2 separate regions of the Homo sapiens genome follow, and region 2 is linked to region 1. A link is a loop called in an ENCODE intact Hi-C map of the cell type or tissue named here. Cell type or tissue: Caco-2. All regions are shown on one strand.

The links. A loop is a pair of places that touch in the nucleus more often than their neighbours do. Peaks named below come from ENCODE experiments on the same cell type or tissue, not always from the same donor. Only the 100,000 strongest peaks of a DNase experiment are listed, where the experiment ranks them.
Region 2: a loop joins it to region 1, with 4 times the contacts of the local background. A loop is called at or near these places in 4 of 110 quality-filtered maps.

What each region holds. Positions count from the first base shown.
Region 1 is chr20:34,188,572-34,193,571 of GRCh38, reverse strand. It overlaps a transcript of ASIP not described here. Among named protein-coding and RNA genes, the nearest start is that of ASIP, 50 kb to the left of the region's middle. In Caco-2, a CTCF peak has its summit at 2,786 (motif pointing left); a DNase peak (open chromatin) is centred at 2,781.
Region 2 is chr20:34,547,585-34,552,584 of GRCh38, reverse strand. It overlaps a transcript of MAP1LC3A not described here. Among named protein-coding and RNA genes, the nearest start is that of MAP1LC3A, 8.6 kb to the left of the region's middle. In Caco-2, no CTCF peak of the experiment used is centred here; a DNase peak (open chromatin) is centred at 2,794.

The DNA of each region.
Region 1 (5,000 bases):
TGTATTACCCATATGCTGTTAGCCCTTTCAATCCTTTGTGCAGGCTTACCTAGAAATAAAGGAAAAAATGTTCTTCCCACCTTGCTTGATAAGATAACAACAATGTGTTTGGTTTTTAATGTAACTGGAAAAAAAAAAAGATGGAAGAAAAAAAGGCCAATTCCAACATCTGGATGAAATTTATTACATACCTCTCTGGGACCCCCTGGTTCCTGAATGATTTGGCTTATTATCCCTTTTCCAAGTCTTCAGAGACTCAATGACTCGAATGTCAGGGAATGATACTTTGCTGCCGGATACTACAAAGTTGGTTTAAAGAGGTTGTAGAAATGCTGTAGCTGTAACCAAGCTCCTCACAGGGGGAGGTGGGGCAGCACATGCCATGTAAGCATGCTCACATATTTCTGTGTGGATACCCAGTTGGAAAGTTATTTGCCACTTCTGGAGAAGCTGGAAGTTGTCGACTATACAGATAGATAAAGAGAGGGGTTGGTTAATGGGTACAAAAATACAGTTAGATACAAGGAATAAGATCTAGTGTTGGGTAGCACAAAAGGGCAACTATAGTTAACAATAATTTATTACATATTTCAAAATAAAAGCGTAGAGTTGGAGTATTCCTAACACAATGATAAACGCTTGAGGTGATGGATATCCCAATTATCCTGAGTTGATCATTATATATTTTATGCATGTATGAAAATATCACATGCACCTTATAAAATGTGCAACTATTATGTATCCATAAAATTTTTTTAAATGTTTTAAAGCTTGGGGGATCCAAGTTTGCTGCTTACTTCCAATCTGATGCATCACCAATCTGAGGCAGGCCCCAAACTTTGGCAACAAGGTATGAGGTAAGCACCACTTTAGTGCAGGGAGGGTAACCTGGTTGAGAAATTGACTGATTTTCTGTAGTGTCTGCCATTTCTGTTCTTCACAAAAGAATAGACCATTCCTATCTTCCTCCACACTCCCAATCCCAAAGGGTAACCAGGGCTTTTTGTTCTGGAGATCAGGCTTTCTCTCATCTCAGGAAAAAAAAAAAAAGAAGAAGAAAAAAAAGGAAAGGAAAAAGAGAAAGAAACAAAGAAAAGAAATTGAGCTGCGTGTGGTGGCTCATGTCTATAATCTCAGGAGGTTGAGGCAGGAGGAGCACTTGAGCCTAGGAGTGAGCTATGATCACACCACTGCACTCCAGCTTCGGCAAGAGAGCGAGACGCTGTTTCAAAAAAGAAAGAGGCCAGGAGCAGTGGCTCATGCCTGTAATCCCAGCACTTTGGGAGGCCAAGGTGGGTGGATCACCTAAGGTCGGGGGCTTGAGACCAGCCAACATGGAGAAACTCCGTCTCTACTAAAAATACAAAATTACCTGGGCTTGGTGGCTCATGCCTGTAATCCCAGCAACTTGGGAGGCTGAGGCAGAAGAATCACTTGAATCTGGGAGGCAGAGGTTGTGGTGAGCCGAGATCGGGCCATTGCACCATGGGCAACAAGAGCGAAACTCCATCTCCAAAAAAGAAAAAAAAAGAAAGAAATCAGGCCAGGCACAGTGGCTCACGCCTGTAATCCCAACACTCTGGGAGGCCGAGGCAGGTGGATTACCTGAGGTCAGGGATTTGAGACCAGCCTGGCCAACATGGTGAAACCCCGTCTCTATTAAAAATAGAAAAAATTAGCTGGGCATGGTGGTGGGCACCTGTAATCCCAGCTACTCAGGAGGCTGAAGCAGGAGAATCGTTTGAACCTGGGAGGCAGAGGTTGCAGTGAGCTGAGATTGTGCCATTGCTCTCCAGCCTGGATAGCAAGAGTGAAACTCTGTCAAAAAAAAAAAAAAAAAAGAGAGAGAGAGAGGAAGGAAGGAAAGAAAGAGGGAGGGAAGGAAGGGAGGGAAGGAAATAAAGCGAAGAAAGAAATCAACAAGCTTTTGTTTTAAAAAATTAACCCAGTCTTAGAGGCAATAAAACTGTTTTGTCTGAGAGGAGGAAGGATTTGTAGAATTAGAAGAGGGCAGAGGAGAATTTCCTGAGCCTGGCTTTGAGGCATGGTGCTGAGGAGCACTGCAGCCTCCTTTTGTGGCCAGGTCCTGCTCCAGGCCTCCCACAGACCGCTGGGACCAGAGGGCCTTCAATGGGGATGACAGTGTGCTCAGGGAGGTAAGCAAAGGCACTGCTGATCCCGAGCCTCAGCAGAGGTCTTCATGCCATAGAGAAACCTGGAGAAAGGGTCGTAGAATTGTTTTGGGCAAAGAGCGCCAGGGGTGACAGGCACCCTCATCTAAGAGACATCTTCCCCCCAGTATGTGTAAGCTCCTGATAAAGGACCAAGATTGGATTTGCTACTCATTGTTGGATGGAAGCCAAGGGTATTTAATTTAGAAAATTAAAGAAATGTGACATTTCCACCACCTGTATGTCAGGGAACAAAGTAATACCTGTTTAACACCAGGCTCCACACTTTCCTTTAAAGTCTTTTAGGTTTCCTGGCTCAAAGAAGCCTCCAGCTTGATTTGTTGAACTGTGCCTCTCAGGAGCTGAAGGCAGGCAGTGTTCCAGGATATGTGCATATGGGGGTGCATGCTGCTCTGTGAAGGAGCTTTGCACTTGGGCCCCATTCCAGTCCCTCCCTTACCAATTCAATAGGAGCCTGAGTCAATGGTGGACTCAGACAAAGACATTCCCTGAAAAAGAGAGGAAAGGAAGCTGGGCAGAAGTTGCATGCAGGACTGGGATTGCTCAGGATTGGGGCTCCTGAAGCCTTGCTGCGAAACACATCCTCAAGTCTGCACTGCCTCCCGGTGGCCACACCAGAGCTCAGCTCTGCACTTGGTATGGAGAAAAGACTGCATGGGATGTGTGTGTTTCTTCCGGCTGGAGCTCTTTGGAGACTCATCAGAAACCTTGATGAGATACAGAATTCCGAAGGAAGAGGAAGCCTTAGTGAGGAAGGGGGTGAGTTCTGTTTACTCTGAAGTATCTGTGGAATACACTGAAATATAGATATCTAGGAATCTGTCAAAATAAAAATCTAAAGGTCAGGAGAGAGATCTAAACTAGACATGCAGATAGGAGTGTTATTATCATATACGTAGTAATTAAAACCAGGGGAACAGATGAGATCACCCAGGGAAAATGGGAATAGTGACAAGGGCTGAGTTCCAAGGACTACACTCTAGAGTGGGCGGAAAGGTTTGGTGATATCATCTTATGTATTTTTCTGGGGCTTTGGAATTTCTCAACTCATTATCATACTCATTATCTTTCATACTCATTATCTTAATTCTCATCTGGGAGGTTCTATAAAATACCTGGTAAAACGAGGTGTGACTGGGATGATGCCAACACTGCAAGAAATCCAATCTATCGGACAGGCAGGAGGTGGGGCCTGGACACAGTGTCACAAGGGATAGTGATTCCCAATGGTAGGCTTGAAGCCCCAGGTTAGCATCACACGGAATGACTCCTAAGAGCACTTGAAGCTCTTGCCTAGGCTATTGGTGAAGAGCATAGCTGGTCCATGGCGCTGGGTTAGAAAGGCTGTTGCGGGACAGTGGCCAACCTGACAAAAGCTCTGCAGCGGGAGCTTATCTCCAGAAGCAGATGCAGCCTGCCTGCCTCTGCATGTCCTACAGGCAGCAGTCCACCGGACCGAGCTGAGGAATGGTCTTCCCAACTGGGAAGACAGGCATCCTTTCCAGAGACAGAAATATGGCAACCAGAGTACTTGCTCCTTTCTGAGTGACTGGGGTTGGTGGGAGACATGAAGCCTGACCTGGCCCTACAAGGAGGTCTGTAAGGCAGAGGGGTAGAATGCAAGGCAGAGATAAATGCAATGAGGTGACTCCTTTGGTAGAGTCCCCACTTCCTTCAGTTGGTCTCACCTACTCTGAACGTACTTCCTCCCATAGTATTTCAGAGTTTCCCTGTGTTATAATGTGTTATTGTGCACCTATTCACATGCTCCCTTGAGTTCCTCAGGCTGTTCATCCGTGTGGCTTCTCCAGGGTTTGCCTAATACTTAGGGGGAGCAGGGCCAGGTGTGGTGGCTCATGCCTGTAATCCCAGCACTTTGGGTGGCCGAGGTGGGCGGATCACATGAGGTTGGGAGTTTGAGACCAGCCTGACCAACATGGAGAAACCCCGTCTCTACTAAAAATACAAAATTAGCCGGGCGTGGTGGTGCATGCCTATAATCCCAGCTACTCAGGAGGCTGAGGCAGGAGAATCACTTGAACCCGGGAGGTAGAGGTTGCGGTGAGCCGAGATCACGCCACTGCACTCCAGCCTGGGCAACAAGAGCAAAACTCCATCTCAAAAAAAAGAAAACAAACCTTAGGGGGAGCAGTTAAGCTACCCACATGGCCAGAAGTTCTAGGCACCAGACCGTGGCTCTGCTCCTTATTGCTTGAGGTTTTGTTTAACCTCCCTGAACCTCAGTTTTCTCATCTGAAAAATGCCTCACGGTCGTTGTGAGAATTAGAGAATACTCAAAAAGTCTAAATGACAGCACTCGATAGTGTCATTATTGTGACAGTTTCATCTACTACAAATATATTATCCTGTCTTTTTAGAAATTTCTACCATTAAAATGACTCTTTAGGTTAAAGATCTCAGAGCCCTATCATAATGCTTATAGGGAGAAGTATGGTTCTTATTATATTATTGGTCATTATCATGATCCTGAATTGGTTTAGGTAAAGCAGAGGGCAGGAATGGGTCACAAATAGTAATTTTGTTTGGGCTCCGGGTGGGGGAAAGAAGTGTCTCCCAAACTTCAGTCATTTGAATAGCAATGTCAGGATTTCAACCATATCTCCAACCCAGCTATATTATTATTTACTCAATATTTTTCTTTAAATCAACTAATAACTTTTTCAAAGCTTAAATACATTCGTGTAAATTGGAAAATTTATAGCATGTTACTGTCATTTTTCATAAACAGAATATAATCCTAGAAAAAATTAATAATACAATGTCAATAAATTCTAAATAACTACTGTT
Region 2 (5,000 bases), 360 kb before region 1:
AGGCCGTGGGATCTGCCTCCCCGCTACTCCTCTGGCCTCCTGGCTACTCTAGGAATCCCTGTCAGGCTCATGCCCCAGGGCCTTTGCCTGGAACATCCTTCCCCGGGATCTCTGTGTCCCTCACACCCTCACCTCGAGTTTTGGTTCAAGTGTCTCCTCAGGGAGGCCTTCCAATATGCTGTATAATTTTTCTGGGCATTTCATTATGAAAGCGTTCAAACACACTTGAAATAATGGTAGTGGTCCCTCTTACACCCAGTTACATTCTGCCATTAACAGTTGGCTCTGCCAGGTCCAGAGGCTCACGCCTGTAACCCAAGCACTTTTCAAAGGCCAAGGCAGGTGGATCACCTGAGGTCAGGAATTTGAGACCAGCGTGGCCAACCTGGCGAAACCCCGTCTCTACTAAAAATACAAAAATTAGCTGGGTGTGGCAGTACTCGCCTGTAATCCCAGCCACTGGGGAGGCTGAGGCAGGAGAATCGCTTCAACCTGGAAGGTGGAGATTGCAGTGAGCCGAGATCGCACACTGCACTCTAGCCTGGGTGACAGAGATTTTGAGATTCCATCTCAAAAGCAGTTGGCTTCATCTGCTTTATTACGTCTCTGTCCATTTTCCCTTTTTGTTGAATTTCAGAGTAAGTTGCAGACATCTGTTCACTTTCTCCTCAGTCTTTCACATTCATGTCAGTATTTGGTTTTTTTTCTTTCAGGGTAAAATTCACAAACAATGAAATGCAGAGGTGTCAAGTGTACTCTTTGGTGAGTCTGAGAAGTACACTCACTAATGTGACCCAAACCCCTTTCAAGATAGAGAACATGGCCAGGCGCGGTGGCTCACGCCTGTAATCCCAGCACTTCGGGAGGCCAAGGGCAGATCACCTGAAGTCAAGAGTTCAAGACCAGCCTGGCCAACATGGTGAAACCCCATCTCTACTAAAGATAGAAAAAATTAGCCAGGCGTGATGGCAGGCACCTGTAATCCCAGCTACCTCCTGAATCGGAGAATCACTTGAACCCAGGAGGCAGAGGTTGCAGTGAGCCGAAATCGTGCCACTGCACTCCAGCCTGACTGTGGGCAACACAGCAAGACTCAAAAAAAAAAAAAAAAAAAAAAGGACAGCGTTCCCCTTGGAAGGTTCCTTGGGCCTCACCAGTCTACCTGCACGCCCCATGGAGGCAATCATTATTCTCATTTCTCACCATATTCTGGCCTGGTCTAGAAATTCTTCTAGATGGAATCATACGGCATGTATTCTTGTGCCTCTGGTTTAATTCAACATGAAGTTTTGAGGCTTACCCATGTTGTTGCAGGTATCAGTAGGCTTTTTTTTTTTTTGAGACAGAGTCTGTCACCCAGGCTGAAGTGCAGTGGCAAGATCTTGGCTCACTGCAACCTCCACCTTCTGGGTTCAAGTGATTCTCCTGCCTTGGTCTCCTGAGTAGCTGGGATTACGGGAGCATGCCACCAGGCCTGGCTAATTTTTTTTTTTGTATTTTTAGTAGAGACAGGGTTTCACTATATTGCCCAGGCTGGTCTCAAACTCCTGACCTCCTGATCTACCGGTTTCAGCCTCCTAAAGTGCTGAGATTACAAGCATGAGCCACCGTGCCCAAGTAGGCCATTTCTTTAAACTATCAAGTAGGTTCCCATGGATGGATGTAGCAGTTTTTCCATTGATGGATGCCTGGGCTGTTTCCAGCTTTTGGTGATTGTGAATAAAACTGCTCTGAACGTTTCTGTGACAGTGTTTGTGTGGATATATATATATTTTTAATTATACTTTAAGGGATATGTTCTTTTGTTTCACTTGGACGAATAGGAGATATGCTGGCTTTGGGGGCAGGTGTGTGTTTGAGGAGTGGCCAGGCCTCTCTTCAGTGCTGTTCCATTTTGTGCTCCCATCAGCGATGTGCGGGAGTTCCAGGTGCGCTGCCTCCTTGCCACCGTTTGGTGGTGTTCATTTTCGTTTCGCCATTTTGGCGGGTGTGTAGTGGTATCTCACTGTGGTTTTACATTTAATATTATAAAATTTTATTTCCTTCTCACTAAAGTGCAAGCCCTTGAAGGGCAGTTCTGCATATGCTTGGTTCCTGCTACACCCCAGGACTTAGAGTGTGGCACATGGTGGGTGCTCAGTAATTATTATTTGGATAAGTGACCCCTCCCCCAGGCCCCCACAGTCATCTCTCCATGCCGTTTGCCATCTAGAAGGTCTATCTCCCCCTCTAGACCATGCGCAGGGACAGAGTCTGTGCCAAGCACTGCTGCTGGGTGCTAGGAGGATCAGCAGAGGTTGGGGGAGTCGTTTCTGCTCAGGGGGTCTCAGCCACGGTCAAGCGCACCCTCGACTGCTCTGCTCCCACCCCTCATTCCTGCCGTTCTGTGGCTTCGGACTTGGACCCATGGGCCTGAGAAAAAGTGGAGAACTGGCCTTGGCCGGCCTGGCACACGGGCGGAGCAACCCTGGCCTGCTTGGCCACTGATGACCGCGAGTGTGGACAGACCATAGGCCCTGAGCTCCTTCACACAACGGCAGGCGGGCCAGACAGACCTGGGTCCACAGCTGCTTTTCCACATGGAGAACTGAAGAATCTCATCTTCATCTGCAAAACTGAGACAGTGTCAGAACTACCTCTGAGGTGGAGGGTCAGTCAGCAACTCGGAAGCCATGGAGTCCTGGGGGAAACAGGGCCTGCAATCAGCACGGAGGCAGGAGGCAGGAGGGACTGACTCTGGACGAGATTGAAGACTGGCTGAACCAGAAGTGCTGAAATCACCTCTCCCTAAGACACGCCCACCAGTGCCATGGCAGTTTACCATTGCCATGGCAACACCTGGAAGTTACCACCTCTGGCCATGGCAACACTCAAAAGTTACCGCCCATTTTCTAGCTATTTCTGAATAACCCGCCCCCTGAATTAGGATGTCATTAAAAATGGGAATAAGCACGGATTCAGATCTGTCCCTGGGCTGCTACTCTCAGCACACTGCCCATGGCGGGGCCAGTCACAGCCGTAACGTGCCACCCCATCAATCAAGCTGTTTTCTTCTACCACCGGCTGGTTCTTGAATTCCTTCCTGAGCCAGGCAAAGAACCTGCCCTGCATCAACACCGCTGTGACTTGGCGCCTCGTTTAAGGTGATGAACTCGTAAAAATGGGCCTCATATCGGGAGGACACGTGGGCTGAAGTCTGAGTCAGGGTCATTATCTCCGAGGAAGGATTGGCAGTTCCCGTTTACAGACTCAAAGTGAAGGCTGACCATGGTGGCTCGTGCCTGTAATCCCAGCACTTTGGGAGGCCAAGGTGGTCTGATCACCTGAGGTCAAGAGTTCTAGACCAGCCTGGCCAACACGGCGAAACCCCTTCTCTACTAAAAATACAAAAATTAGCCAGGCATGATGGTGCATGCCTGCAATCCCAGCTACTTGGGAAGCTGAGGCAGAAGAATCACTTGAACCCGGGAGGCGGAGGTTGCAGTGAGCCAAGATTGCACCACTGCCCTCTAGCCTGGGTGATAGAGACTATCAAAACAAAAACAAAACCAAAAAACCACAACCAAAAAAGCAAAGTGGGGCCGGGCATGGTGGCTCACACCTGTAATCCCAGCACTTCGGGAGGCCGAGGTGGGTGGATCACCTGAGGTCAGGAGTTCAAGACCAGCTTGGCCAACATGGTGAAACCCTGTATCTACTAAAAACACAAAAATTAGCTGGGCATGGTGGCGGGCGCCTGTAGTCTCAGCTACTCGGGAGACTGAGGCAGGAGAATTGCTTGAACCCGGGAGGCGGAGGTTTTAGTGAGTCGAGATTGTGCCATTGCACTCCAGCCTGGGAGACAAGAGCAAGACTCCATCTTTAAAAAAAAAAAAAAAAGGCAGCGAAGGGGAACACTCCAAAGATTGTAGGGACTGAGACCCACTCAGGGGTCCTCCGGCCTCGAGCTCACACTGCCCCACCTTGCTCCCCACAGATCCTCTGCTTTCACTGGAAAAGTGGAGGCTGAGAACACCAACCCCACAGCCCATGCAGGGCCTCAGACCTGGCCATTCCCTTCCTCCGGGCCTCACCCGCATATCTGTCCTCCTCTTGAGCCAGGGGCGTGCTCAGGCCTCTCCAGCTCTAACTCCACCTCCCTGAGTGAGAGGGCCGGGGCTGCCACCCTTCTCCCTCCGTGACCTCAAGCCCTTGGAGCGGTCTGGTCACCTGGGGAGGTTGGCTCCCCGCGGCCTTCGCAGCCTCCAGCCACTCATGGGGTCCTGGGTTCTCTCCACACCCACCAGTGCCTCCACTATGAGTGACGTACAATCCCCACCTCCAGTTTGGCTTCCAGCTGTCAGGTCCAGGCTCTGTCTCTGGAACAAAGGCTGCCTCCGAACTCAACACGTCCAAAGGAAGTCATCTCTTTCCCCAAGCCTGTGCCTCTAGCTAATCGCCCCCTCCCTTCTCATCCCATCACCTGGTCCAGGCCCAGGTGGACTCCCCCTCACCTGCCATTGCAGTCCTGAGTCCTCTCAAGCCCATCTGTGTCGTCCCACCTGTCTCCACCGTCACTGCTCCGGGAACCCCCCTCCCTCGTCTGCCCTAGAGGGCACCTCACCAGTGTGCCTCCCCTGCAGAAGCAAGGCCGAGCACACTGACCCCCGCCTATCTGAACAATCAGCCCCTTCCAAAGTTTCATTCTGGCCAGGTGCGGTGGCTCACACCTGCAATCCCAGCGTTTAGGGAGGCCGCAGGAGCTCAAGACCAGCCTGGGAAACTATTTGTCCATTCTCACACTGCTGTGAAGAACTGCCCGAGCCTGAGTAATTTACAAAGAAAAGAGGTTTAACTGAGGCACAGTTCTGCATGGCTGGGGAGGCCTCAGGAAACTCACAATCCTGGAGGAAGGTGACGGGGAAGCAGGCACCTTCTTCGCTAGGCGACAGGAGAGAGAATGAACGCAGGAGGACCTACCAAACCATCAGCTCTTGTGAGAACTATCACGGGAAGAGCAT